Linked DNA regions of Homo sapiens: region 2 is linked to region 1. A link is a loop called in an ENCODE intact Hi-C map of the cell type or tissue named here. Cell type or tissue: endothelial cell of umbilical vein. All regions are shown on one strand. Links, peaks and the distances in the headings refer to the core of each region. The heading gives the core; the rest is flanking DNA.

Region 1 (15,775 bases), core at 6,544-10,543:
TCCCAAAATGTTGAGATTACAGATGTGAACCACTGTGCTTGGATGTTTTTATTGCTTTCTCTCTCACATGAAACATATTTTTCTTGACCATAATTAGGGGAGAGAAAAGAAATTATCATTAAACAAAAACAGTCATCCCTCTTGCTGCTCCATTCCAACACGGGCCAAAACACCCCATTTCTAACACTATGCAAAGAAACATGTGTAATAGAGGGAAATATATAAAGTTCTACTGTTGATTTATGGTAACTTACTTAAATGAGGCTTCACGGACAGCAATAATTTTGAACTTCTTCTATTTTGGCACTCCCAGAGATTTTTACACCCTGGCATAATGTACATATTAAATTCAGTATGGCTGGGCAGTTCACCTCACTTTTATATAGTGAAAGGGAGGGTGGGAGAGGAAAATTGGCATGACTCCTTGAACACAGTCATATTCTCAGGCAGATCAGTTTCAAGGAAGTGAACATTTAAAAGTTGAGAAAAGAAACTTGATTCCCTTAAAACTTTCCATGTTCACATCCCCCATGAGAAGTCTTCACGCGCCCTAGTGTGGAGACTACTGATAAAGACTTGAAAATTTAACACAATCTGGTTCATTAACATCCTATATGGAAATAAAACCTATCATGGCTCAAAATATGCAAGATGAAAGCTTAGTTCAATTAAGGTAGAGGGCACATTGAAGAAAAAGCAGTTTAGAACTCTCCAGAAAGGAAGGAACATTCTTTTTCTAAACGAAGAACTGTATTACCTTTTAGAGAACATTTCCATTTGGTGCCCATTCTTACAGTTTATGACACCGTATGGCACTTGACTACTGGAACTGTAAATCTAGGGATGGCAATAAACCCTCCCACTGGAGTAGGATAGGCCCAAGTTCCATCTGTAGCAGGTGATGAGACAGATTAAGTCTTGCAGGAAAGCCTGGTAACTAAGGGTTTCAATAGTCTTCAAACACAATTCAAGCAAACACCAACAAATGCATTAGTACAAACTGAGGCATCTGGATATTCTAGTAGGTTGGTGGAGCCAAGGACAGGGTTTGAAGCAAGGTTATTTATTATTTGAACCGTGCAGACAATTGTCATCAGAGAAGTCTATCTGAGAGTAGCAGGGCCTCCAGTCAATAAAAACAAGAACCTGTAACTAAGCACAGTACATACCTCTGCAGCTATTAACAAGATATATTGGCAGTAGAAGGAAAGGATGACAACTGTCATTGATAAATGGGAAACATCTAGTGAAGACCATTTGTTTCCATTGAAATAGAGATTTATTTACCTCCCAGGACACCTCTGTTCTCAGCCAGACCAACTCCTCCTCCGGTTGTGTTTTAGTAATGGGGCTGATACACATTTGTCTTAGTCTGTTCCTGCTGCTATAATAAAATGCCTTAGACTGGGTAATTTATAAATAATAGAAATTATTTATAATAATAAAGCTTGGAACCTGGGAAGTCCAAGATCAACGTGCCAGCAGATTTGGTGTCTGGTAAGGGCTCGCTGTCTGCTTACAGCATGGTACCTCTCACTGTGTTCTTACATGGTGAAAGAGATGGAAGGGTCAGGTGGCTCTCTGAAGCCTCTTTATAAGGGCAATAATTTCATTCATTGTGATTTAATCACTTTCCAAAAGGCTTCATCTCTTAATACCACACAAATAGGGATTGTTTCAATGTGGATTTTAAAGGGACATATACATTCAAACCATAGCTACTTGATATCAAACCAATATTCTACTTGAAAGTAACTGATGGGGAACAGATAGTAGCAAGAGCTACCATGAGTTCAGCAACACTTTGATATTTTACTACTTTTAAGAATATCTCCAGAAATCATAGCATTATTAATATCTATATTTGCAAATAATTTTATTTATTCTGAATAAAGGTAGCATTTAATGTGCATTATAGGCTTTTTACTTAGTTTTAAAACCCCTTATAGTCAGGTGGGCTAGAGATTGAAAGTCACTATTCTAATCCAGTTCCTTCCCAACTTCTTGTATTATCTTGCATCAAGGAAGTCCTATTCCTCACTGGTCACTCTTGAAGTATGTCCTCTATATTCATGGTTCCAAAACTGGAGTTCCTGGGAGGATTCCAGGGAAACCATCTCTATATATTTTGAAATGTGGTAGTGAACACATGGGCTTCTTACAAACTGGTAATTCCCAAAGCTGTGTGCAAATTTTCCTAACTGAAGTTGCTGTTTCAGGAAAGAGACAATATGAAATTTATGAAAATATAATCTTTTTGAAGTGTTTAAAGACTTGTGAATTAGAATGTTTTGTCAAGAGTTCCAAAGAAAATTATACATTACTCTGATGCTGGGACACCTTAAAAAGTCAGAATATAAATTGGTTTGAGTGATATGATATATAAAAATAGGCATTTCTTCAGCTTAAGCTATAGTCCCACAAAAATGTTTTCCTTTATAAGAAAGAACAAAAGTTATAAAGTACGGAGGAGAAAAATGATTACCAGAATTTTCTTGTCTTAAATCAAATCACCACCAGAGAGCTATAAAAGTGTCTTTTGTGCTTTCCCAAGCATTAATAAGAATGTTTATGATTGGAAAAATTCATTTCCAAATATTTTTATGTATTTACTTTGCCATATGTTTGAAACTAGGCTTCTAACTGTCTCCTTGGATACATCAGTGAGTTTACAACAGTGATTATTTCCAAAGGAATCTTGGAGAAATACAAGAAAAATAACAACAAATGAAACAATACATGTGTGGTTTTCAAATGTGGACAGGTTTAATATTAAGTGAAGTGTTTGGTTTACTTTCCCTTTTGTAAAACCTTAGGAACAATTTTAACCGTAAAAGTTAACTAGAGATCACCTAATGGTATGTATTGGAATTAAGTTAGCATTCCGACGTATATTAGACAGCCTAAAAAGTCTTTAAGCTCAATTTACGAATAGCCCTTACACAGGAAAAATTGCCAGTGCTGAGCACAGAGATTCTTATTTCCTTCCAGTTGCTGATCTTGAGACCTCACTTCCTTTTCTTCCTCTATCCCCGTTCCTACCCTTATGCTAGCTCAGATTCCTCACACCCATTTCCCTAGTACTACTTCAGTGGAGAGTGTGTGGGAAGAGATGGCTGAGGGCAAGGAAGGAAGGGAAGGTGACCCTCTGAAAGCTCTGCTTGTCCTTTCCATTCCACTACTGGGCTCATCTTATCTGCAGGGTCTCAGTACTAGTGTACTATCTCCTGCCTCATTCAGAGCCTCCAGCCTATCCGACTGCATCACTTCCACTCCAGCTCCAATGGTGAAATGCTCAGGATTGCTTTTCTTCTGGAAAAAGAAATGTCTGAGGAACAATTTTGAATAGATGCTCTTACTTTAATCCATTAAGAACAGTACCTAAAAAGCCAACATTATCACTAAAGTGGTCCTTCCTTCCTTCCTTTTGCACAAATCCACTTTCATTTATTGAGTTTTCATTAGTTTAAATCCTTGAGGGGTGCAGCATCACTCGGACTCTGTGTCCAATAGCTTTAGCGGTAAGGTTGCTTTGGAATTTGGCATGAACCATGCCACTGTTTCCGTGGGCCAGAGTTACCTTTCCCCAGATTACTCTGGTTTTGTTCGGTTTGCCATCAGGAGTCACTGTGTTGTTCTTTGCTTTGTATACATAAACACATCTCTTGCTCAAATAGAATTCTGCTTCATCTCGGGAATAAACACCTTCAATTTTAAGAAGAGCTGTGTGCTCCCTTTGGTTCCAGAGACCCCGCTTATAGACCGCAAAATGGCTTGGACAACAGCCTTCCAGATATATTTCCTTTTAGAAGTCCTATTCCCAGCAGGCCTCCATAGGATCCAAGATGGCGGGAGAGAAAAGTGGTCTTGTATTTTCTTACAGTGTATAAGTTAAGGAAGATAAATAGGAGGCAGAGGAGGGAGTCTTCCTTATCAAAACGGAGGGCATGACTGGTAAAATTAGAGATGTAGATAGGTTAAAGTGATCACTTCACATAAAATAAGGAATGGTTAAATTTATTAGTGGATTCTCTCTTCCTTCCTCCCTCTCTTCCTTTCTTTCATTTTTCTTTCTTTCCTTTCTTTTATTGTCTTAACAAATATTTACAGAGATCTACTATATACTAGGCACTGTGCTGTGTTCTAGGTTTACAAGATTTAAAGGAAATAATTATGCTGCATTCGTCAGCATATTAAAATTTTCAGCAGCTCAACATAATAGTGGTTTATTTCTTGCTTATGTCAAAGTCTTATTAGGTGTTTTGGATATGCTGATTCAGAGCTTCTGGTCTCCTAGAAGTCCACCCTTGGATACTTCGCACTTAGCAGGCTCATAAGTAAAAAGAGCACTTGAGGAAACGATAGCATGTGATGTTTTGTGGCCAGGCCTGGATGTGGAGTGCATGATTTCTACCATTCCACTAACAAGAACCCAGTTGTGTAGCTCTACCACAAGTGCAAGGGAGGCTGAGGAATGTAATCATCTCATGTGACCAGGAAGAGAAAATGAAATTAGTGAATATCTAGCCAGTCTCTGCTACATATGCCCTTGTGAAATTTAAACCTATGTAATCACAAAACAATGCAAAGAATAGTTCCTGGCACCTACTAGGCATTGTCTAACTAAATTTATTGGATGAAAAAGTGAGAGTGACTGGAGGATAGGGTGTGATGAGGTGAGATGGAGAAAAATAGTTGGAGTTGTATAAGAAGTTGGATAGGTTTCCAGTTTTTTCCAATGAGGGATTTTCTTAGAAATTTGGGTGAGACAATTCTTGGTTGTCTTAACTCCTTTTTTCATTACAAGCACTTTCAATGTGTCAAGTGCTATTATGAATGCTTTCTATATATTTAACTCATGTAATCTGCACAACAATCTTATGAGATAAATACTACTACTCCCATAATGATAAGAAAATTGAGGCACAAAGAACAGTAACTTTCTAGTCACACGCCAGTCATTGTGACAAGGAAGACACTCCACATTTCCAAGTGCTGCTTAAGGATAGAGTACTTGTCAACCTGGTTGACAACATCTAGATGTTATTTCACTGTTATTGGATTTCTATTCTTGCAGTTGAGAACTTAGTTAATCTGTATTTTAAGATGATCTGTATTTTAAGATGATCTGTATCTTATCTCTGGCTACTCTTAAGATCTTATTTTTGATACTTTGAAATTCCTCTATAGTATAATGTGCATATTTCTTTTTATTTATTCTTTGTTAGATTAGTTAGCTTTCTGACTCTGAGGATTGATTTCTGTCATCATTTCTGGAAAATTTTCAGCCATTATCTCTTTAAATTTTCTCTCTAGTCTCTTTCTCTTTGTTGAACTTCAATTAGATGCAGGTATGATTTTCTCTATCTATTCCATACGTTTCTGATCTTGTTCTTCCATATCTCCTAGATCCTTGAGTCTCTAGATTACGTTTGTTATAATTTCTTTAGCTCTACTTTCTTCCAATTTACTAATTCTCTTTCAGTCATTTCCAATCTGCAATTTAACCAAAACATTGATTTGCTAATGTCAATTATTATATTTTTCATTTTTGACACTTCTTTTGACAATTTTTACAATTATTACAATTTTGACAATTATTAATCAGTTTTGATAATTTGCTCTTTCATCATACTTTCAATGAATTTATTTTATATCTTTAAATATACTAAACAAACTTATTTCATATTTTCCTTTGTTAACAATTCTAACATTTATAGTTTTAAAGACTTTAACATAGGAGTTTGTTGTTTCCGTTGACTTTCACTCATGGTGTCTTGTTTTAATTTTTATTTAGTAATTTTTTCTTATGAGTTGATTTTCCCTGGAACTTTGGGAGAATTATTTGTTATTTGAGTTTAATGTACCTTTTTTCAGAGAACACTACAATCTGGAATTACTTTAAATTTTTTATTGTGTTTTTTGGGAGAGGGGCAAATATTATGAATTTAGGCAACAAACCCATATGAGGGCAGGCTTGTGATTACAAATTATTAGGAGAAATTTTCTTTTTTTTAATCTTCTCAGAATGTGGCAGCTATCTTTCTCTGTGAGGACCATTATTTTTTCTTATTTTACCTAATATAGATACCGTCCTTTAAGTGTACTGACTTTATGCCAAGATCTCTGTCCCAAACCTGTATTCTGGTCAGAACCCCAGGTTTGTCTCGTGGCCTTATTAGTGGTCCATTAAAGCCCAGTGGAGCAAGACAGCTGAATAGAAGCCTCCAGTGATCATACTCTGCCCACTGCAGGGACACCAAATTGAGCAACTATCCGCACAAAAGAGCACCTTCTTCAGAACCAAAAATCAGGTGAGTGATCACAGTACCTGATGTTAATATACCAAAAATAACAAAACCAGAGGAATCACGTTACCTGACTTCAAATTATACTACAGAGTTACAGTAAGCAAAACAGTATGTACTGGCATAAACACACACACATAAACCAGTGGAACAGAATACAGAACCCAGAAATAAATTCATACATCTACAGAGAACTCATTTTCAACAAAGATGTCAAGAATATACATTGGGGAAAGGACAATCTCTTCAATATGTGGTTCTGGGAAAACTGGATACCCATATGCATAAGAATGAAACTAGACCTCTATCTCTCACCATATACAAACATCAAATCAAAATAGATTAAAGATCTTGGACTGTGAAACTACTAAAAGAAAGCATTGGGGGAAATTCTCTAGAACATTGGACTGGGCAAAAATTTCTTGAGGAATACCAAGACAGCACAGGCAACAAAGCAAAAATGGACAAATGGGATCACATCAAATTAAAAAGCTTCTGCACAGCAAAGGAAACAACAAGGAGACAACCCACAAATTGGGAAAAAGATTTGCAAACTGTCCATCTGACAAAGGATTAATAACCAGAGTATCTAAGGAACTCAAATAACTCTATAGGAAAAAATATAATAATCTGATTAAAAATGGGCAAAAGACCTGAACAGACATTTCTCAAAAGAAAACATACAAATGGCAAAAAGGTATATGAAAAGGTGCTCAAATCACTGGTCATTAGAGAAATGCAAGTTAAAACTACAATAAGATATCATCTTAACGCTAGTTATAATGGCTTTTATCCAAAAGACAGGAAATAACAAATGCTGGCAAGGATGTGGAGAAAAGGGAATCCTTGTATACTGTTGGTGACAATGTAAATTTGTACAACCACTTGGAGAACAGTTTGGAGGTTCCCTCAAAAAACTAAAAATGCAACTACCGTTTGAACCAACAATCCACTGCTAAGTATTTACCTAAAAGAAAGGAAACCAGTGTATTGAAGAGATATCTTCACTCCCATGTTTATTGCAGCACTATTCATAATAGCCAAGATTTGAAAGCAGCCTTAGTCTCTATCAACAAATGAATGGATAAAGAAAATGTGGCACATGTATACACAACAGAATACTATTCAGTTATAAAAAAGAATGAAATCCTGTTATTTGTAACAACATGGATGGAACTGGAAGTCATTATGTTAAGTGAAATAAACCAGTCACAGAAAGACAAACTTTGTATATTCTCACTGATTTGTGGGAGCTTTAAAAAAAAGTAAAACAATAGAATTCATGGAGTTAGAAAGCAGAATGATGGTTACCAGAGGCTTGGAAGGGTAGCGGAGGTGGAGGAGGAAGGGGAGATGGTTAATGGGTACAAAAATATAGTTAGAATAAAAAAGATCTAGTATTAATAGCACAACAGGATGATTAAAGTCAACGATAATTTATTGTACATTTCAAAATTCAGTTATTTTAACTAAACTTTTAGTTATGTGTATAACTGGATGTTTGTAACCTCAAAGAAAGGATAAATGAGGAGGCATAGATGGCATAAATGATGGCCAAATAGAAGCCTCCAGCAATTGTTCCTCCTACAGGAACACCAAATTGGAAAACTATCCACCCAAAAAACACTTTCTTAAGAACCAAAAATCAGTCCTGTGACCCAGCTATGTGAGCTAGCCTGTTACCCTGTGGAGAGACCCATATTACAAGAAACTGAGGGCAGCCAACAAGTACCTGATGCCCTTAGTCCAACAGCTCAAGAGGAACTCAATCTTGCTAACAACCATTGTACAAGGAAAATAGAAGTCTTCTCATCATAAAATAATTTTGTGGAAAGTATCCAATGTAAATATAACATATAAAATGCAAAATCATGAAGGAAGTGATACTAAAGACAAGAATGTAAGGCTCATTCTCAGAAATTATAGTGTTGCAAGGCTTATTTTAAAGGAGTTTTTGAATTTTACACCGAAACAAAGTAATCCAAAAGAAAAAAGGATAAATACCTGAAGTGATGGATACCCCATTTACCCTGATGTAATTATTATGCATTGTATACCTGTATCAAAATATCTCATGTACCCCATAAATATATACACCTATTGTACTCACAAAAATTAAAAAAAATTGCTCACTTTCCATGTTCTTATTATTTCTAATCTCTGAAGGGTTCTTTAATTCCTCTGCCAGAATTAATCAATAATCCTTTTTGAAAAGTATTTTATACAATATTGTTCAGTGCTTCCTACTAGGAATAATTCTGTGAACATCAGACTGCCATATTTCTGGAAACAGAGGTTAGGGCTGGATATCTTATCAGACCTTAAAGTCTTCACCTGCTGTATACTGTATGCCTGCTTATGTGAAATCACTGATATACAATATGTTTTAAACAATCATAAATGGACAACACGTGAAAAGATCTCTGCAAAGGAGCCATAAATGGAAAATATTAAAAATGCAAGCACAGACAGACAACGAGGAAATTACAAAGCTGACTTTCTTCCTGCCCATCTTTGACCAGCTATGTTAAGAGATAAAAAGCAAATGATAATCTAATTGAATATGAGAGGAAGTAGTCTAATAAAATTAGTCAAACAATCAAGAAGGCCATTTGAGAGATGAATTTAATCTACTATCGTTAGCAATAAGGCCTGTGCTAAGCGATAATTATACTAGATATCCTACTAGATATTAGATAATTATAGTAATATATGATTTTACAGAGAGGCAATACATATTTGCATGGTTTCTTTTTCCTTACTTTGTTTAGTCATAGCTGATTTTTTAACAAGTTTGGAGACCACTGCTGTAATCAACTGGATTCCTTTTCTGTATGCAATAAAGAGCTACGAAAGGTTTTGAGCCAAAGAATAACAGAATTATTTTGCTATTTGGAAAGATTAATTTAATTGTACAAATCAAGATAAATAAGAAACAGCAAGAGTGGAGTGAGGAAGACCAGTCTCTAATAATATAACTTAATGTTCAGGATAGCTTCCTTTTCTGTGTCCTCAAATACAGTTTGATGGCAATTTCCATCAAACCTGAAGTCTGATTGTCAGTTCAATTAAAATTACCATTAGTTATGGCACGCCATTGAGTTGGCTTTCTTAACCTTGCTTTAAAAATCATGATCCAAAACAATTTATGTTAAAAAAACTAACTGTGCTTCATAATCATGACCCAAAAAAGTCAAACAAGTGTTCAAACATAACTTTAAAAACATGATTACCAGCAGTCATGGAACATAGTACATAATAATTAATTGAATTTGTTTTAAGATTATAATTGCTACAGCCAGTGTGTTGTGGTCCAGACTAAGAGAGTGAAACTTGTAGAAGAAAATTTAGCAGTTTTGGAGTTTGTTTCTCTGTGAGATGGTTCATATTCATTCACACAATTTATGATTCCTGTTTATTTCTTTTGAGGAGATAAAAATCAGGAGAGGCGGTGTGTGGTGGCTCACATCAGTAATCCCAGTGCTTGGGAGACTGAGGTAGGAAGACCGCTTGAGCCCAGGAGTTTGAGTTACGATGAACTATGATGGTACCACCACACTCCAGCCTGGGCGACAGAGACAGACCTTGTCTAAAAGCAAAAATAGAGAAAGTCAGGAGACTAGGACAATTTACAGTTATGTGTCTTCACAGCATTATAGTTAGGTAAGTAAATGCAGACTCAACATGACAATCCTGGACCTTTTTGCACATTGTTATGTACTTTTTCTCCGAGCAGCCCACAGGAAACGCAAGGCTGTATCACTTTTATCACCAACAGTGTTGACACCCTGAGTTTCTTGCTAAGGGTGTCTATATTTTTTCTCTGGAATAAAAGCTATAATTGATGGAAGAATTAGAGTTAAAGAGATAAGAGAAAAAAAGGTTCTAAAAGGAAATGAGTCTAGTTTGATTTTTTTTTTTTTTTTTAGATAAAAGATAAAGGAGCCGGAAAAAGAGGTCTGTGACTAAGCTTGTTTAACATGGTAACAGTGAGGGTGGTCACATTCTTAGTTGGTCATTAAATATTTTGGTAGGTTGAGAATGAAGAAAAGCAAACACAATCAAGGAAATCAAGAAGATATTTTACTCCCTGGCACAAAAAATACGAATGATTCTCAATCCATTAAGTAATTCCAAATTAAAGGTTTTTCTGAAAAAAATTAACTTCATATGAATTTTATAGCAGAGCAAAATAAGACAATTTAACATGAATGCACAACCGATGATGAAAAAGTAGCATTTTATTATCTTTCCTATAATCTGTTACTCTTATTTTTTCTATAAGATTCAGACCTGAAGTGAATCTGCAGGCCTGAATTTTAGGTTGGCTATTTTCTAACTAGTGTACTTGGACAAGTCACCTATTCTTTCTGTGCTTGGATTCTTTATTTGTAAAATAGAGATTATAATAGTACCAATTTTATGGGGTTGTTGGGAGGAGTCAATGAGAAAATACACTTGAAATACTGAGAAAATTATCTAACAGGTAGTAGACAAGGTAGTCAATAAATGTAGTAAGTGTAGTCAATAAATGTTAGCTACTATTATTATTTCTGAGACATCAGAAATAATAATAATAATCAGGGTCAAATGCCAAAGGAAACTTAATTGAATTGTGAGATAGCAATTCATTATTTATGCAAATTATTTTTTCAAAGGCACCGAGACTATAACTGCAGAGCACTGCATTGGATTACCTTTCCCAGAGACAACTATCGCATTGTGCTCTGGACACAATGTGTGGTCAAACCAAAAATTCTTTCCTTCCCTTAACTCTTCATATGTTCCTCTCCTCCTCTGTAAGCTACAAACAGACACAAGAATAGGATCTGACTTGATTCTCCTCTGAATTCCCAGAGCCTATCACAATACCGGCACTTTGTAAATGCTTACTAGATGTTGTTCAAACAAATGATTGATAATGACCACATTTGTATTTTGCCTTTGAATTTTTTTCTGAGCACCAGATGCACAGAACCATATATCAATTAGATATTTCCACTTGGATTTCTCACAATTACCTCATGATGAACCTCTTAGTGGGCTCTTCACTTGGCTTTTTTTTTTTTTTTTTGTCTTGGCGTCATGCAACAGATACCTAAGGCACGTGTTTTCATAATGTCACTGTTTTCTTCCTGTCTCTGGGATTTGCTCTTTCCTCTCCATTGCATTGCAACAGTTTCCTCTTGTCTCTTTGCACCCCGTCATTAGTCTTTACAGAGCTCTCTTCCCATCCCAGAGTCCAACACATTCTCTTACAGAGCATTCTTCCTAAAATGCAAATCTAATAATGACACTTTTTTTTTGTATAAAATCATCCAGTGTCATCCATAAAAGACTGGCTAAAATTTTAATTCCTCAATATGGCATAGTAGGCATATTTTTTTTCTCCTATCTATATCCAGTTTCCCCTTTCTCATTTTCCAGCTTACCCAGACATCCTGGGTTGTTTGCAGTCTCTGAACAGTTCCTCTATGCTCACAGACCTGGGATTTTAAAATATGCTGCTCTCACCTCATGGAGCATTCCCTTCTCCCCTTTACCTAGTCAATTCTAAAGTTTGTATCTCCTCCTTTGGGAAATATTTTCTAGTCTCCATATATTCATTTTCCACTCTATGCTCACCTCTACCACATTCCCAGTTGTATAACTGTCTTTTCACTTCCATGCACCCATTATTAGACTATTAGTTCTTGAGGCGAGAAGAAGGAGCATTAAATAGGGAGTCAGGAGAGGTAGCCTCTACTCTCAGCCTTGCAACCAACACTTAGTTCCATCATAGACAAAGTATGAATGATGCTGGATCTCAGCTTTTCTTGCAGGTCTTACCTAGATTATCTTTATATGGAATCTAAGTAGTTCCATACAGAACATTTAAAAATATATTTGTGATATCTTTTATTCTATCGCATTTCTGCAAACACTGATTTCCATTTGACAAAGTCACTTCAGCAATCCTTATTGGCTGCAAGTCACAATCTACAAGGAGACCATGACCCAGAAGCAAAGCAAGTGAATCAGAAACACCTTTCTGCCCTCTACCATATAATTTTCCCTAACTAAAGTAAGTATTGTAAAGGCTCAAAACAAAATAAAGCAAAAACAACTATGAGTTTTGTAATGTATGAACATAGGGTGTTAAGAGGCAAATGCCAAGAGAGGAAGCTGGATACAGGTAGGAAATTTATGAGGATGTGCCTGGATTATAGTGTAAGGATTAAGAGCAATGATTTTAAAGACAGACTGCTTGGGTTCAAGTCCATATTATTTTCATTATTAGTTGTGTAATTGTGAGCAAGTTCTGATCCTCAGTTTTCTTACTTATCAAATAGGAATAATAATAGTAGTAGTAATAATTAAAAATAGTAAAAAATAATAGTAGTGGTAAAATACTTATAAGAATAACAGTAGTAGTAACAATAATACAAAACCCCATAGTGCAGTTATGAAAATTAAATATATTAATTAATATGAAGTACTTAGAACAATGCCTACTGCCAGTAAGTTATGTTAGCTAAGAGTATTGCTAAGATGTAATCAAAGACAGTAACTTAATCAAATCACAAAATAGGGCCACTGTATCTATCTCAAAAGAAAAAGTCAATGATGTTCTTAAGAACTGATATATTTGATTGGAGATCATTCAGTAATAATTGATTGAAATATTAACTAGAATCATCAACATAAATGGTGGCATTCTACATAGGGTGCCACTAGTTATATATATGACTATACTGGAGAAGATGATGAAATTTTTCTTTGAAAACAACCAAAACGCTTAAGTATCACTGACCAGGAATTGAAACATTTCTTTTGTTATAAGCCTTTGGAATTTAGTTGAGTAGTGATCATTTTATGCAGATCAGATTTAAACACATATTTAAATTAATAAAATACCAATAACCAACTAGAATTAAATTGTTCATAACAGAAAATTATTTAAATAAAAATTCAACAAAATGAAACAAAAAAATTCAGTAATTATGCATAGACTCACTGCATAATAGCCTGTCTCACCACACAAACACACACACAAAACCACGTGGAAAACAATATCCTGATTCTGTGATGGATGAAAACCTAGGTCAAATTTATGTTAAAAGCAAACAGCCACTTGGCTTAAGAATCCTGGCTGAGATACTTGACAATAATCTCCAGGATCTTAGGACCATCAACTCTGTATTAAGCATTGATCCCAATGGCCTAAAATTGAACGTCATTTGAGCTGTGCACATACTTTGGCTTGAAGATGGACATTGAACCATTAATTAGTTTTCCATGCAAACATTTTTTGTAAGGTTTGGACATCAGATAAAGCAGTCCAACATTTTTCAAATTAAAAGCATTCATATGACATCTCTGGGGGAATAACTGGCAAATACAAATACAAGTATCGAACACACATGCTAGAAAGACAACAGGCATTTTGCTTTGCGCTTATGATAATGACTTAATTCAAAACCGAGCTCAGTTTGGACAGTATGTTTACTTATTTGTTTATTTCAATGAATCGGAAAGGACATGAGTTATATTTTCTGTATCCAATAAATGTTATTATTTAAAACTAAGCCAAATACATTCAGAAAGATTTTGGCAGGCGCTAAAGAGTCACTGGTGTGGTAGTCACTCAAGGCTCAAACCAAATAACATATGATGAAAGTTCAAGCTCAATTTGGAGAATATTTTTAAGTTCTGGTTTAACTCAGGATGGAAAGGTTTTTTTTTCAAATATTTTTATTGTGATAAAATATACATAACAAAAAATTTACTTTTTTAACCATTTCTAAATGTATAGTTTAGGGACATTACACTGTGTACATTCAAACTGCTGTATAGCCATCACCACTATCCATTTTCAGATCTTTTTCACTATCCCAAAGGATGAGTAGCTTTAGAATATATACACGTTTGGCTTTTTCCCATTTGATTCCTTATAAATGTCTTTTGGAAGAAACTCTTGATTACTTCACAGTTCCTTTAAAGAATGTGTATCTGAGTTTACCATATGAGTTCAATTTGTTCAAATGGATGCTTTGCTGTTTGTTTTTTAATTCTCTGCTTGGGATCACTAATAAATAGCCCTACTGCGCATAAGGCTTAAGGCAGTCCCAATGAGCAGAAGGTTACCTTGGATTATATTTCCATTCAGTGTGAAACAGTGTAAGAATTAAAAAATAGTGTCAGTACTTAGGCACCTGAATGATCAATATTCCACTTCATCAAATAATTTTTGGATCTATTGCCACAGTGATCCCATTTTTTAAAGACACATCTTGAAAAAAGGTGAAAGAAAGAAAACCAATGGTTTGAGGCTAAGAATTCAGTCTCTATCTCTCTAACCAAGCTAAATAACCATACGTTTCATTTCAAGACCACTGGCCTCCAAATATTAGGCATAGAATTAATAGAGCTAATGGATGACTACTTGAATTTGGAGTAAAGCTTTATGCTTTGAGTTTAGCTTGGGACAGGCATTACAATTTTACTGAGTTGGCTAGAGGGTTAGTGAGATTACCTTGATACTGACTCTGATTTAGAAGCTAGTTCCATAGAGCCTGATAATCCATAAATGACATGGAGTGTAACACCCACAGAACTCTAGAACATCAGGGAAAGCCAAGCTCCAGGTTGTTTCTACTTCACATAGACTTCTTAGGTGTGTAACCCTTGAGGGAAGGAAACTTGCTTATTTTGCGCACCACTGATTTCTGGAATAGTGCCAGGCAGATAGAAGGCACTCAAGAAATAGTTCTAGACTGAAAGAATATCCCACCCCACCAGCTCCCCACACCCCACCCCCTCCAACAGACACACACATCTCTTGTTTACAACAGCATGAAGGTACAAATGAGGTCATGTTAACATCAATTTTTCCAAATTTAACAGGCTCTGTGCCTCACCTTCTTGACTGACAGTTATTAGCATCCCTCTTCCAAAATCTTCAGTTTTTTGTAACATCCCCAGAGTATGTCTCACATGTGTGTAAGAACAAGTCTGGTCTGGTTCTCCTGACTTGCCTTCCTTGTTGCTGCTGCCTGTTACCTACAAGCACCTTGAGGGAGTGTCTCCTCATGATCACTGCCTTAGCTAAACAATGTGAGAATGGGAAAATGTTGCTGCCTTCAACAAGGGTGCATGTCCTGATGCTCCTGCAACTGAGAAATCTTGGGATGGCAAATGGTACAAGAAATAGAATCCTCTCCTCATCCCAACTCAGTGCTACACTTTGACACAGAGATCCAAAGCAGTACTCACAAAATTGTTTATGAAAAGACCCCCATTCTCTGCTTCCTGCAACCCTACAAATCTAGTTTTGGGGCCAGGCAAGGAGAACACAAACCTGAGTTTTCTCTGTCTTCCTATCCCTTTTCTTTCACTCACTGATAGACTGATAGAAAAATGTTCTCCTCTCATGCTTATGAAATAATTCAAGTCAATATCTTGGATGAAGGGCTGACTCATTGACC
Region 2 (15,775 bases), core at 4,191-8,190, 58 kb after region 1:
CAAATTCACACATAACAATATTAACCTTAAATGTAAATGGCCTAAATGCTCCAATTAAAAGACACAGACTGGCAAATTGGATAAAGAGTCAAGACCCATCAGTGTGCTGTATTCAGGAAACCCATCTCACGTGCAGAGACACACATAGGCTCAAAATAAAGGGATGGAGGAAGATCTACCAAGCAAATGGAAAACAAAAAAAAAGCAGGGGTTGCAATCCTAGTCTCTGATAAAACAGACTTTAAACCAACAAAGATCAAAAGAGACAAAGAAGGCCATTACATAATGGTAAAGAGATCAATTCAACAAGAAGAGCTAACTATCCTAAATATATATGCACCCAATACAGGAGCACCCAGTTTCATAAACCAAGTCCTTAGAGACCTACAAAGAGACTGAGATTCCCATACAATAATGGGAGATTTTAACACCCCACTGTCAACATTAGACAGATCAATGAGACAGAAAGTTAACAAGGATATCCAGGAATTGAAGTCAGCTCTGCACCAAGTGGACCTAATAGACATCTACAGAACTCTCCACCCCAAATCAACAGAATATACATTCTTCTCAGCACCACACCACACTTACTCCAAAGTTGACCACATAGTTGGAAGTAAAGCACTCCTCAGCAAATGTAAAAGAACAGAAATCACAACAAACTGTCTCTCAGACCACAGTGCAATCAAATTAGAACTCAGGATTAAGAAACTCACTCAAAACCGCTCAACTACATGTAAACTGAACAACCTGCTCCTGAATGACTACTGGGTACATAACGAAATGAAGGCAGAAATAACGATGTTCTTTGAAACCAATGAGAACAAAGACACAACGTACCAGAATCTCTGGGACACATTTAAAGTAGTGTGTAGAGGGAAATTTATAGCACTAAATGCCCACAAGAGAAAGCAGGAAAGATCTAAAATCGACACCCTAACATCACAATTAAAAGAACTAGAAAAGCAAGAGCAAACACATTCAAAAGCTAGCAGAAGGCAAGAAATAACTAAAATCAGAGCAGAACTGAAGGAGATAGAGACACAAAAAACCCTTCAAAAAATCAATGAATCCAGGAGCTTATTTTTTGAAAAGATCAACAAAATTGATAGACTGCTGGCAACACTAATAAAGAAGAAAAGAGAGAAGAATCAAATAGATGCAATAAAAAATGATAAAGGGGATATAACCACAGATCCCACAGAAATACAAACTACCATCAGAGAATACTATAAACACCTCTACACAAATAAACTAGAAAATCTAGAAGAAATGGATACATTCCTCGACACATACACCCTCCCAAGGCTAAACCAGGAAGAAGTTGAATCTCTGAATAGTCCAATAACAGACTCTCAAATTGAGGCAATAATTTATAGCTTACCAACCAAAAAAAGTCCAGGACCAGATGGACTCACAGCTGAATTCTACCAGAGATACAAGGAGGAGCTGGTACCATTCCTTCTGAAACTATTCCAATCAATAGAAAAAGAGGGAATCCTCCCTAACTCATTTTATGAGGCCAGCATCATCCTGATACCAAAGCCTGGCAGAGACACAACAAAAAAAGAGAAGTTTAGACCAATATCCTTGATGAACATCGATTGGAAAATCCTCAATAAAATACTGGCAAACTGAATCCAGCAACACATCAAAAACCTTATCCACCATGATCAAGTGGGCTTCATTCCTGGGATGCAAGGCTGGTTCAACATATGCAAATCAATAAACGTAATCCAGCATATAAACACAACCGATGACAAAAAACCACATGATTATCTCAATAGATGCAGAAAAGGCCTTGGACACAATTCCACAGCCCTTCATGCTAAAAACTCTCAATAAATTAGGTATAGATGGGACGTATCTCAAAATAGTAAGAGCTATCTGTGACAAACCCACAGCCAATATCATACTGAATGGGCAAAAACTGGAAGCATTCCCTTTGAAAACTGGCACAAGACAGGGATGCCCTCTCACACCACTCCTATTCAACACAGTGTTGGAAGTTCTGGCCAGGGCAATCAGGCAAGAGAAGGAAATAAATGTTATTCAATTAGGAAAAGGGGAAGTCAAATTGTCCCCGTTTGCAGATGACATGATTGTATATTTAGAAAACCCCATCATCTCAGCCAAAAATCTCCTTAAGCTGATAAGCAACTTCAGCAAAGTCTCAGGATACAAAATCAATGTGCAAAAATCACAAGTATTCTTATACACCAATAACAGACAAACAGAGAGCCAAATCATGAGTGAACTCCCATTCACAATTGCTTCAAAGAGAATAAAATACCTAGGAATCCAACTTACAAGGGATGTGAAGGACCTCTTTAAGGAGAATTACAAAACACTGCTCAACAAAATAAAAGAGGATACAAACAAATGGAAGAACATTCCATGCTCATGGGTAGGAAGAATCAATGTTGTGAAAATGGCCATACTGCCCAAGGTAATTTATAGATTTAGTGCCGTTCCCATCAAGCTACCAGTGACTTTCTTCACAGAATTGGAAAAAAACTACTTTAAAGTTCATATGGAACCAAAAAAGAGCCTGCATTGCCAAGTCAATCCTAAGCAAAAAGAACAAGGCTGGAAGCATCACGCTACCCGACTTCAAACTATACTACAAGGCTACAGTAACCAAAACAGCATGGTACTGGTACCAAAACAGAGATATAGGCAGACCAGTGGAACAGAACAGAGCCCTCAGAAATAATACCACACATCTACAACCATCTGATCTTTGACAAACCTGACAAAAACAAGAAATGGGGAAAGGATTCCCTATTTAATAAATGGTGCTGGGAAAACTGGCTAGCCATATGGAGAAAGCTGAAACTGGATCCCTTCCTTACACCTTATACAAAAATTCATTCAAGATGGATTAAAGACTTCAATGTTAGACCTAAAACCATAAAAACCCTACAAGAAAACCTAGGCAATACAATTCAGGATATAGGCATGGGCAGGGACTTCATGTCTAAAACACCAAAAGCAATGGCAACAAAAGCCAGAATTGACAAATGGGATCTAATTAAACTAAAGAGCTTCTGCACAGCAAAAGAAACTACCATCAGAGTGAACAGGCAACCTACAGAATGGGAGAAAATTTTTGCAATCTACTCATCTGACAAAGGGCTAATATCCAGAATCTATAAAGAACTCAAACATATTTGCATGAAAAAAGCAAACAACCCCATTAACAAGTGGGCGAAAGATATGAACAGACACTTCTCAAAAGAAGACATTTATGCAGCCAAAAGACACATGAAAAAATGCTCGTCATCACTGGCCATCAGAGAAATGTAAATCAAAACCACAATGAGATACCATCTCACACCAGTTAGAATGGCGATCATTAAAAAGTCAGGAAACAACAGGTGCTGGAGAGGATGTGGAGAAATAGGAACACTTTTACACTGTTGGTGGGACTGTAAACTAGTTCAACCATTGTGGAAGTCAGTGTGGTGATTCCTCAGGGATCTAGAACTAGAAATACCATTTGACCCAGCCATCCCATTAGTGGGTATATACCCAAAGGATTATAAATCATGCTGCTATAAAGACACATGCACACGTATGTTTATTGCAGCACTATTCACAATAGCAAAGACTTGGAACCAAGTCAAATGTCCAACAATGATAGACTGGATTAAGAAAATGTGGCACATATACACCATGGAATACTATGCAGCCATAAAAAATGATGAGTTCATGTCCTTTGTAGGGTCATGGATGAAGCTGGAAACCATCATTCTCAGCAAACTATCTCAAGGACCAAAAACCAAACACTGCATGTTCTCACTCTTCTCTCTCATAGGTGGGAATTGAACCATGAGAACACATGGACACAGGAAGGGGAACATCACACACCGGGGCCTGTTGTGGGGTGGGGGGAGGCGGGAGGGATAGCATTAGGAGATATACCTAATGTAAATGACGAGTTAATGGGTGCAGCACACCAACATGGCACATGTATACATATGTAACAAACCTGAATGTTGTGCACATGTACCTTAGAACTTAAAGTATAATTAAAAAAATAAAAAAATAAATTGTGGCGCATCTACCTCAATGAATCCCTATGTAGCCAAAAAAAAAAAAAAAAAAAAAAAAAAGCAAGTACACCCTTTGGGTACTTGTAAAGAAAGATATGTAGGGGACATGGGATGAGGAAGCATATCTAGTGGGATATATATTTTATTTGCTTGTATTTTCATAAAGAAATAATGTAGAATACTAATTAAAGTGGTACCAGTAAGGTAGGTAGGTAAGGGAGCAAAATGTGGTGGATGGAAGCTAGTCTTCACTGGATATTGTTTTACACTCTTTGAATTTTCAACCATATGAGTATACTATCTGTTAAAAACAAACTTTTTAATATAGTAAATTAAACATATTGATGGGCCTCTCTCTATTCCACAGATTTGGCTGGAAACACAGAAATGGAACAATGTCATGTTGATGCTATTGTGGACACTCTGGATGATTTCATGTCATGTTTTCCTTGGGCAGAGAAAAAGCAAGATGTGAAAGTAATGTGATCCATTTGCTATTCCTAGTATTAATTATATACCACCTGCCAGACATTGTGTTAGGTGCCTTAGAAAGTTCCTTAATATCAAAAGAATATGTATAATTTTAAAATACCAAATTATATTTTAAAAGTTTAAAATAAAGTACAGCAATTCCCTATTGTACCCCTTCACATTAACTCCTCCCCAGATGCAACCCTTTTAAAACTTTGTTTAGCAGTTTCTTTAGGATTTACACATTTCCATATTTCTATAGGATAAATAAATATGACTTCCTCTGATTGACCAATTGTAAATGATTTCTCAGGACTTATGATAGTACAGGTTAAGCATTCCTAACCTGAAAGTCTGAAGTCCAAAATGCCCCAAACTCCAAAACGTTTTAAGTACCAAGATAACAGCACAAGTGGAAAATTCCACATGTAAGTACTTAACACAAACTTTAGCAAATGTGCAAAATTATTGAAAATACTGTATAAAATTACCTTTGGCTATGTGTATAAGGTGTAAATGAAACATAAATGAATTTGGTTTTTAGATTTAGGCCCCATCCCCTATATATCTCATTATGTATATGCAAACATTCCAAAATCTGAAAAAGTCTGGAATTCAACACAATTCTGTTCCCAAGCATGTTGGATAAGGGATCTCAACCTGAAATAACAATTTTTCTCTTACATAGTCATCCTTTCTGCTTCCTTTTCACCAAGCTCCCAATATTGTGATGTGAAAATTTTTTGGTTAATTATCCTGTGATTAGTAGGCTATGCAAATAATGCACAGAACTGTGCACTGTAGTATGCTTTTATATTTTCTTTCTCACTTTTCTTCCTTAAAATTAGTAATTGCTTTCTTTTGCTTCTTTTCACTTTTACTGCTGACTTTCCACAGTATCCAATAGCCTGCCAATACGATTTTCCACAAGGTCAACGTAGTGTCAGTTCATCTGTTATTTCCAATATTTCTTGGAGCGCTCTCTAGGAGACTTCCATTCTTTGTGGAGTTCTCCAGGTTTTCTGCACAGCTGTCATCATTGGAATTCCCTTTGCTGTTATTCCAGTGATGCCATTCTATGGAGCTGGAGTCCTGTTCCTGGATGCTGCCTTCTTTCTTTGTTTACTCCATTGTTTATTTGGGGGCACATCCTCTAGTATTCCAAAAGTTAAAATGAAGGCTTGATGACAGCAGATATGATTATGACAGATGGCATGGATATGTCTATCTTGTGAGTCACACTGCTTCGCTCTGGTATGGTTGTCCTAGATACTTGGTCACAGTTGTCATCCTGAGATCTTTATTATTACCCAGGATTTTTTTTTTTTTTTTATGTTTTCCTGGGTTCATTCTCCTGTTTTCTTTCCTTGCTTTTGTGGAACAGTCCTCTAAGAGCTTACTGGTCATAGGAAATAAAAGTTTGGGGCTTTTGGGGCCTTATTTGTTTAAAGATGTTTTTATTTTATTCTCAAACTTGTTTATAGTTTGACTGGGTGTAGAATTCTGATGAAAGTAGTTTTTCATTAGTATTTGAAAGGCTGTTGAGAAGTTTGAATTCAATGTAATTACTGACCTTTTGTATGTGACCTATTTTTTTTCCACTCTGAAAGATTACAAAACACGTGCCCTTAGAGTTCTAAAATTTTGCAATGGTGAGTCTTGGTATGATCTTGTTTTCATCCATTGTGCTGTTTCCTTGGTGATTCCGTTCAATCTGGGACCCATGTCCTTTAGTTCAAGGACATTTCCTTTAATTCTTTCATTAATGATTTCCTCCCCCTTTATTTTCTTTGTTCCATTATAGTAGAATTCCAGTAATTCAGATGTTGGTTGGCTCTTTTCCTATTTCCCGTCTCTTGGCTTTTCTGCATTACTTTTAGAAAGCATTTCTCATCAGTCCTTGAGTTCTAAATTTCTGATATTGTGCTTCTAAATTTATAAAAATTCTTAGGCTGTTTTCCGCTAAGAATGGGGAAGGGACAGCTGTCTAGTAATGTAAAATGAAGAACATCCCATGCTAAAACCGCTTAATAGTTTTCCACCAATCCTCATTTTATCCCCTCCCAAACCTCCTTAACCCCAGTTCTAGACATATCCGGTCATTTCCTGAGCCATTTAAGGATTTTGTGTTGTTGATAGGATTGGTTCTTGGCTTTCCCTTCACAGGTGCCATTCACCCATCTGCTTACTAGCTTCAAATTTTGTTTGCTCTTATCTCCTCTCTTTCCACTTCCTTGTGGGTTCTATCTTTTTAAAAATATTCATTACTGTGGTTTAGAGATGAATGCAAAATGATATATATTTGTCAAATTATTCATCTTTATGCAGAATTCTAAATAGACGTCTTTATTACAGCTTCTAGTGGTTTCCTTTAGGACGCTCATCACAGTCTCTATTTTAAAGAGACTGGCAGGTGGTGTGTGATTACTTGTTTGTTGTTTGTCTCCTCAAGCTGGATGCATCGTGGGGTAGGAATCATGTCTGTATTATTCAACTGATCCCCCACCGCCATCACAGTGCCTTTTACATAGTAGGCATTACACACTTGTTGAATAAGTGATCAGAACCACACTCATCAAATGCACACCATGTGCCTGTGTTACTCTCAGCTCTATGTGTTATCTCAGTCAGCCCTCCTCCCACTTCAAGATAAGTGCTTTTTATTGTCATGCTCACTTTCCAGATGAAGACACTGAGAAACAGAAGTTACAGAGTTGCCCAAAGTCACACAACTGACAGAACTGTGAACTGAGCCCAGACAGCTGAATTTAGATCCCATAGCCTCATCACCTAGGTATACAATTGCTTAAATTAGTAACTAATTTAAGCATTCCTTTAGAATGAAACTGCTGTTATCCTCATCTTCCAAGTAAGAAAACAAGAGTTTCATGTAGTGTAAACAACTTACCCAAAATTGTTCAGCTAGAAGTGGTGCAGAAGGAATTCAAATCGTCACTGACTCAAACCCCAGGTTCTTAACCACTGGGTATAATACCACAGTGCAAGCAGCTGTTCAAAACAGCTGCGCATGAATATTTATGTACATGTTAAAGCTAAAGCCTATAGTCGAAAGCCACAGCACAAATAGCAGGCAGTCTTATCAATTTACTTAAGCACATATTTAAGCACATACTATCTACTTAGTATTTATTGTAAATACTATTTAATTAGCACCTTCTGATTTGAATAGAGATATCCGGACACAAAAGTATTTACATTGACTAACTCCATGATATAAATGTAAGGTGTGTAGGGTCTGCCCACACACACACGTATATATATAGGCCTAGCCAGGAAATAATGAAGCTCAGCTTTGATGATAGAAATACAACTTTTTGACATAAGTACATTTAGGCTCTGGAGTCAAACTGCCAGGTTGAATCCTGATTCCCTTCTTACTAGCTGTCACTTAACTCCCTATTTATAGTTCAAACTCTTTGTAAAGTGGGAATACAACAGGCTCTACTTTGAAGTATGTTGGCAGGATTAAATGTTAGCATATGTGCCTATGGCTAGGTAGGAAGTGTTAAATATTAACTATTATAATTAATAGTGTTATATACTTTGGTGTTAATTGTTTTTACTATTTGTCAGACATGGCATCTGTATTTTACATATCATTATAAATGTAGAAACAGATGCTCTCCAATTTAGAAGTGTCTAAAGATTTTTGTTCCATGTACCAAACACCCCCCTAATGTGCAGTCTATCAATTTATCAGTTTGCTCTTCTCTACTTTTCTATTTTCTACCTTTCTGTGGCTGAGGCTCCATAACAGAGACCACCTCCCAGAGGAAAATATTCTTCGAACATTTATGATAAGAGTAACACTCTACCTTTGTATTAGAATAACAACTCTCTTACATACCACCAATTCCAAAAAAACAATTTCAAAGGACACAGCAATCCAAGTTCATGATTAAATCATACAAAGGCAGAACACGTTGCAGAAACATTGCTGATAGCTATAGACTATCTAATTAACAAGCAGGACTTGGCTAATATATAATGAAAAATGCACTGTTCTGTATTTCATTTCTTAGACTGTTGGTAGTGGGCTACATTGCTGCCATCTTGTGGTCAGGTGAAAATTTCAAAGGCAGAATATTGATGCACTTAAGATGGATAGTGAATATATTCTTGTCATATACACCTTAAAAATCTACCAAATACACACAATTTTACAGTATTTATTACTAAAAATTCCATTTCCAATAAAAAAAGAATTAAAAGCAAAAGATGCCTTTGGATATTGGTCACCATGACAATCCTTGAACTCACCATTAGTGTTACTTTGGTTATTTAATGTATCTGTGTTTCCATTTCCTCATCTAAAGAACAGGATGGGGAAGAAGAATGAGAAGGCCTGAGGACATTCTGATGTCGTGGTTCCAACACAAAATAATTTTGGTAGTGCATATCTGAAAATGCTTTTGAGAAATATACGAACCTCTCTAAAAGTCATTTGTTAAACTTTCATAGCAACAAATTCTCAGGGTGAAAAAACCTCCTCTGAAAAGGGAGGCTAGAAATTTCTGAATCCATCAAGTAAAGGAGTGGCTATCTAGGATGGATCAGGAAATGTGTTTTTTAAAATATATCTGGAAAAAAAAAGAAGTGTAATCAAATCTTATCTTCTTTATGTTATTTTGGTTGATTGTACTTTAAAATGAAACTTAAATACTAATTACACTGTTTATTAATTTACATTTCATTAGACTGAAATAATTCACCAAACTTACAAAGACAATCTGGGCTCAAGGAGAAGTCAGTAGCACAGATATAAGAGTTTTATTTGACTCTGCATATACACAAACATTGGTGCACCTGAAGCTCTGGAAATGCACGTTAGAAGAACAGAATTTGCCAGGAGTGCACACAGGAGTTTTTGGAAAGTTGTCCAACAATCAAATTGGCCATTACTTTTCTGACTGATGCCAACTGAGGTGAGCAGATCTGTGGCAAGCACCACATGGTTATCGACTCACTGCCCTTCAATGGGATTACAAATTCTGTGTAAGCAGCAGAAAGACTCATAACTAATGTTTTCTTTAAAACTATGAACATACTGACCACAGAGCACTTTATAGAACAAGGGAAAGAACATAAAGTCAAAATAATGACAAGCTTTATAAGCTTCGGTTTTTAAATCTGGCAAACATATGTAAGTACATGTTGAGTATCCCTTATCTGAAATTCTTGGGACCAGAAGTATTTCAGAATTGGGGTTTTCTTCAGATTTTGGAATATTTGCATTATACTTACTGGTTGAGCATACCAAATCTCAAGAACCGATATCTGAGATGTTCCCCTGAGCATTTCCTTTGGGCATCATGCGCATGCTCAAAACGTCTTGGATTTTGGAGCATTTTGGATTTTTGGACTAGGGAGGCTCAACCTGTATGTAAGGATGCTTTTGCAAATTGTATTCTAAATATAAGGCATTATGTTGTGGTAGTATATACCATCTAGCTAAGTCATAATCATAACAGCAAGTAAATCAGCAAATTGGTACAGTATCCACTATCTGACTTATCTTAATAAAGGTTGGATTTCATTATAGATCATTTAGACATATTAATAAATGATATATACATTTTATATTTTTGAGTTTGGCTTCTATTTCATAACCAAGACTCAAACAGGCAGAATTCTTATATATAAACAAACATCTCTTATCAAGAAAGAGGCCTTGAGTAAATTATTTGGTCTTCAGAGCTTTAAGTAGAAAAATGATGACAATTAAAAAAATGGATGTTTTATATATATTTTCCTAAGGATGTTAATTTTTAAATAATATTTGTTTATATATCAAGAGGGGATAACTAGATGATGCATTTTGTAGATGATATTCAAGATGGACAAATCTGATAATGAGGCACAATGGTAGTCCAATGAGAAAATACATAAAGGCCCAAGATCATGATTCATTATAAACGCAATAGTGAAACGAAGAACTGCCAAACTAGAAGAGTCTAGCCTTACGAAATAAAATAAATTTCTTTACCTTCAGTTACATTATTTAGCTTTAAAAAAGCTAGGTTAAGAAAGAGGGAAATTTTAGGAATCTAAAAAGACAAGAGAATCATTTCACTTTAGTAAATTTAAGAAAAAATAAGATTTTGTGGGTAAAATATTTAGTCATTATACACAAAGAAACTAAGAACTGGTGACACAAAACTATTTTTTTAATCCATGAGCAATAAAGAGATGACTCACATCTATAGAGAATCAGACCTAAATCTCCATGTCATAAATTTGAATAAAAAATCTAGCTACTTCTCTTTCTTCTTGAATTCATGTGGGAGAATAAAGATGGAGAAATCTACTTCCTCCTCAGATCATGTTACTTTTCTTCTCATTATTCTTAAAGTGATATTTTCTCCTTCTCCTAGGAGCAGATGTTCAATGAGCTGCTCACGTATAATGCGCCTCATCTTATGCAAGACTTGGACACATATTTAGGGGGGAGAGAATGGCTTATTGGTAACTCTGTGAGTATGTTTTATATCTTAAAAAATTCAAGCAAATAAAAGGACAAACCAATAGAAGTATAAAAACTTACTGAAAAAAAGTTACCTATAGGGAGGGGATAGAATTTACAGCAAGAACAAAGGTTAAACTTCTTTAAATAAACCTTTTTAAAAAATAGATTTGACTTTGGAACCATATTTTATATAATTATATATTGGCAGCGAAAACTTAAAAAGCTATCCTAAAAATCAAAGCAAAGTAAATGAACCTAACTATGCAAAAGAGGTGCATAGAGAACACACAGAATACATATGTACTCTACTAGAGAAGAACTATTTCAAGAAGTATCATTTGTAAAACACACTAATCTGATTATACATCTAAGACAGATATCTCTTAGCTTAGAACAACAAAAAATCATATACTATTTTCAGTAATCATATTGTTGGTGGTACTACAAACTATTGGTATTTTTTTTCTGGTATTATTATAATTATATTGTGGGTACAAAAATAAATTGTGTTGATGTCACTGAGAACCAGGATCTTCAATGTGGGAGAACGGAGATAGAGATGTAAGGTGAGTAAGGTCAAGTAAATATCCATTCCTGAACTTGAACTACAGCTAACAGTATAAACTCATATGTATTTTATATCAGGATAAATTATGAAGCATTTTATATCTCGATCAGTTGGAAAAAGTTTGTCTTCATGAAAGTATTCCAGTTAATAGATAAGAAAGAAAGACTGAAATAAACTATCACCACTTTCCAACCCCAGAAAAATTAATTGGCGTAGGCATGGACCATCAATAATCACAAAAAAGTTAGACAACCAGATACTAGGCACACTACCACCTAGTAGTCTTGCCAAAAAATTCAAATCTAAACCTGATTACAAGTTGTGGTAGGTGGAGGTCTCTACCTTCAGGGAGACTGCATTTTGGGAGATAAGACTGCTTTTTTGTAGCATGCTGACACTCTGCTGTCTGCCCTGTTCAGCCCTTCTGGGTGATACAGAACTACATTTGCCACATCTTTATTCTCAACTTTCAACCTCTTCACATACCCCTTCATTTCTTCTGACTCCCCTCATAGCCTTTACTAAAATGCTCCTCTCCCTGCCCTATTGAAAAATTTCTAAGAATTTATTTTTCATTTTCTATTAAGATTCCTTTGTAAATGATGTTCTGATCTCATCTCTGGGCACTCTCTCCCTTCTTCACAGTGCTCCACACTGGTGTGTGTGTCCCTCAGACCTAACTCACATTCCCACTTAAGGGCCTTTACGCATTTCCCTATACCTGGAACGCTTAATCCCCAGATTGCTCACTGCAGGTCTTAATCTTTTTTTATATTTAAGCCTGGGCTTACGTGTCACCTCTTAAAAAGTCCTCTCTGACCATGTCATAGTCCATCACATGACTTCACTTTTTTTTTTTCCTAACCCCTATCATTTTGCATATTTGCTTTTCCCTTCTAAAATAAAAGCTACATGAGAGAAGGGCTTGCATCCTACCTTGCTCTCCAGCACCTAAACCTGGGCATGGCACACAGTAGGTGCTTGATAAATATTTGAATAAATTCTGGATTTATTCTGAATTCTGAGTCTTCCAGCCAGTAGCTTCTCTTGGCTGACAGATGTTTAATAAGTTCCTGAGGCACTAGCAATCAGCTTTATTAAATTCTATACAAAAAGAAAAAAGAGTGGGCCACATTTAAACTTCACTCTTTGATAATCATATGGAGCCAAAGTAACAGCATACAGATTAGTTTCTAACACAAAGATAAAAACATACAACTGTACAATGGTAGGACCAGGCTGTCATCACTAATCCAGTGGCCAATCTTGGCATACCCCTAATGGTCAGACATCCATATATTCTTTTTATGTGATACAATATAATGTATTTTAGCCACAAATATTTCACTTGAAATTATATACCCTCTAAGAGTAACCTGCACCTTCCTTTATACTACGTAGTACAAAGGAACAAGGTAAGATGAAATACAAAGGTCCTGAAGATAGAACATTCTGTAGGACTAGTGTGAAATCTTCAATAATTTGGTGATGTGAAAAAAAGGGTACTGCTTTGAAGAGTTAATGGACATAAGCAGATCAAATGCATAGACCTGGAATAGATCCTGCTTTGTCCTGTAAAGGGCAATTTTAGAACAGATGGAAAAATACGTATTGGTTATTGGATAAGGAAAATGTATTGTCACAGAGAGGTGGAGACTGGACAAGGTTACAAGAGTATGTACCATTAAGATCTCATGTTAGTAAAACAACATCTATCAGCATAGAAAAATATCTTATACACGAAAATGTTTAATAGTAGTAACCTGATTGCTGGAGTGTGATATCAGTAATTTTCTGAACTTCTATCATATAAACATTCTGCTTTTGTAATAACAAGATTGTTTTGAATCTTTTAGATTAAGAAACTAATTTCAATTTTGGAATGCTGATACAGCTACACTTTCTATGTTCAAATGAAAAGTTTGTTTCCTTTAAACTAGGTAACTTGGGCAGACTTCTACTGGGAGATTTGCAGTACCACACTTTTGGTCTTTAAGCCTGACCTGTTAGACAACCATCCAAGGCTGGTGACTTTACGGAAGAAAGTCCAAGCCATTCCTGCCGTCGCTAACTGGATAAAACGAAGGCCCCAAACCAAACTCTAGCTGATCCATGTTGCCTTCAAGTTTGTTTTTCTCGGGGGCATCTCTCTCATCAGATAAGACAGCTACATCAGCCTGCCAGATAATCCACATGCTCCCTCCCCAGCTCCACTAAGATTTTCACTTTAGCCATATTCTGATTTTTAAAAAGGAAAATAAAAACAAATCTTTCTTCAGTATCTTTTTCTTTCAGAATAGCTTCTCATCATTTACAATTACAGAAAAATAGTATGTAATACAGGCAGACCTTGCTTTGCACAGGTTCTAACATGCACGAATTGCAGTCATAATGGTTTAGCAACACCATTCTTCCCCTCCCCCAAAATGTTTTGGACTTCAGCTACCACAATTACCTGTAATTGCATAAAACACAAACTTTGCTAGTAGCTCTCCAGTTCACATATCGCTGTGTAAATAACCTATGTACATCATGACCAATGACCAGTCACTTCTATCAAAGACTGCCAGAGGTCACTGCACATCTGTTATTCCTGCATAGATAGCAAAGTGTGTAGTTGTATTGCTATTGCCTGCTTGTGGCCCAGTGATAAATCCCTTTGACATTTTACAAAAATGAATCAAAAGAGGGAACTCCCCAACAAAGATGAAAGTGCAGCAAAGGAACAAAAACTGATAATCCTGGAATGAAATTCAAACTGAATATAAAGAGTTATCGAGAAAAGAGCTGACTGTGGGAATCTGACACGGCTCAAAAGGCTCTAGATATGCAGCCAGAGAAACTTGTAAAGATGAATTTACTGACATGAATAAAGTTGTTGTGATGAGAAAAATGTAGATACCCCAGAGATCAAGAGAAGGAGAAGACAAGCCACAGACTTGGAGAAAATACTTGTAAAACATGTATCTGACAAAAGACTATTATTCAAAATTATATAGAACTCATAAAACTCGGCTGACTCTCTTTTCGGACTCAGCCCACCTGCACCCAGGTGAAATAAACAGCCACGTTGCTCACACAAAGCCTGTTTGGTGGTCTCTTCACACGGACGCGTATGAAATTTGGTGCCGTGACTCGGATTGGGGGACCTCCCTTGGGAGATCAATCCCCTGTCCTCCTGCTCTTTGCTCCGTGAGAAAGATCCACCTATGACCTCAGGTCCTCAGACCGCCCAGCCCAAGAAACATCACACCAATTTCAAATCCGGTAAGCGGCCTCTTTTTACTCTCTTCTCCAACTTCCCTCACTATCCCTCAACCTCTTTCTCCTTTCAATCTTGGCGCTACACTTCAATCTCTCCCTTCTCTTAATTTCAATTCCTTTCATTTTCTGGTAGAGACAAAAGAGACACGTTTTATCCGTGGACCCAAAACTCCGGCGCCGGTCACGGACTGGGAAGGCAGCCTTCCCTTGGTGTTTAATCAATGCAGGGACGCCTCTCTGATTATACACCCATGTATCAAGGGTGTCAGACCACGCAGGGACGCCTGCCTTGGTCCTTCACCCTTAGCGGCAAGTCCCGCTTTTCTGGGGAAGGGGCAAGTACCCCAACCCCTTCTCTCCTTGTCTCTACCCCTTCTCTGCTTTCCTGGGGCAGGGGCAAGTACCCCTCAACCCCTTCTCCTTCACCCTTAGCGGCAAGTCCCGCTTTCCTGGGGCAGGGGCAAGTACCCCTCAACCCCTTCTCCTTCACGCTTAGCGGCAAGTTCCGCTTTCCTGGGGCAGGGGCAAGTACCCCTCAACCCCTTCTCCTTCACCCTTAGCGGCAAGTCCTGCTTTTCTAGGGGGCAAGAACCCCCAAACCCCTTCCCTCCGTGTCTCTACGCTCTCTTTTCTCTGGGCTTGCCTCCTTCACTATGGGCAAGCTTCCACCTTCCATTCCTCCTTCTTCTCCCTTAGCCTGTATTCTTAAGAACTTAAAACCTCTTCAACTCTCACCTGACCTAAAATCTAAGTGTCTTATTTTCTTCTGCAATGTCGCTTGACCCCAATACAAACTCGACAGTAGTTCCAAATAGCCGGAAAACGGCACTTTCAATTTTTCCGTCCTACAAGATCTAAATAATTCCTGTCGTAAAATGGGCAAATGGTCTGAGGTGCCTGACATCCAGGCATTCTTTTACACATCAG

The links. A loop is a pair of places that touch in the nucleus more often than their neighbours do. Peaks named below come from ENCODE experiments on the same cell type or tissue, not always from the same donor. Only the 100,000 strongest peaks of a DNase experiment are listed, where the experiment ranks them.
Region 2: a loop joins it to region 1, with 3 times the contacts of the local background. A loop is called at or near these places in 1 of 110 quality-filtered maps.

What each region holds. Positions count from the first base shown.
Region 1 is chr4:94,357,855-94,373,629 of GRCh38, reverse strand. It overlaps the pseudogene RPL35AP11. Among named protein-coding and RNA genes, the nearest start is that of HPGDS, 23 kb to the right of the region's middle. In endothelial cell of umbilical vein, for the core only: no CTCF peak of the experiment used is centred there; DNase peaks (open chromatin) are centred at 8,119 and 10,149; H3K27ac peaks cover 3,032 bases.
Region 2 is chr4:94,297,394-94,313,168 of GRCh38, reverse strand. HPGDS (hematopoietic prostaglandin D synthase) reads left to right here. Exons shown (of 6, transcript NM_014485.3): 4 at 4,426-4,535; 5 at 10,925-11,023; 6 at 13,525-14,634. The coding sequence ends at 13,689. Among named protein-coding and RNA genes, the nearest start is that of HPGDS, 38 kb to the left of the region's middle. In endothelial cell of umbilical vein, for the core only: no CTCF peak of the experiment used is centred there; a DNase peak (open chromatin) is centred at 6,258; H3K27ac peaks cover 423 bases.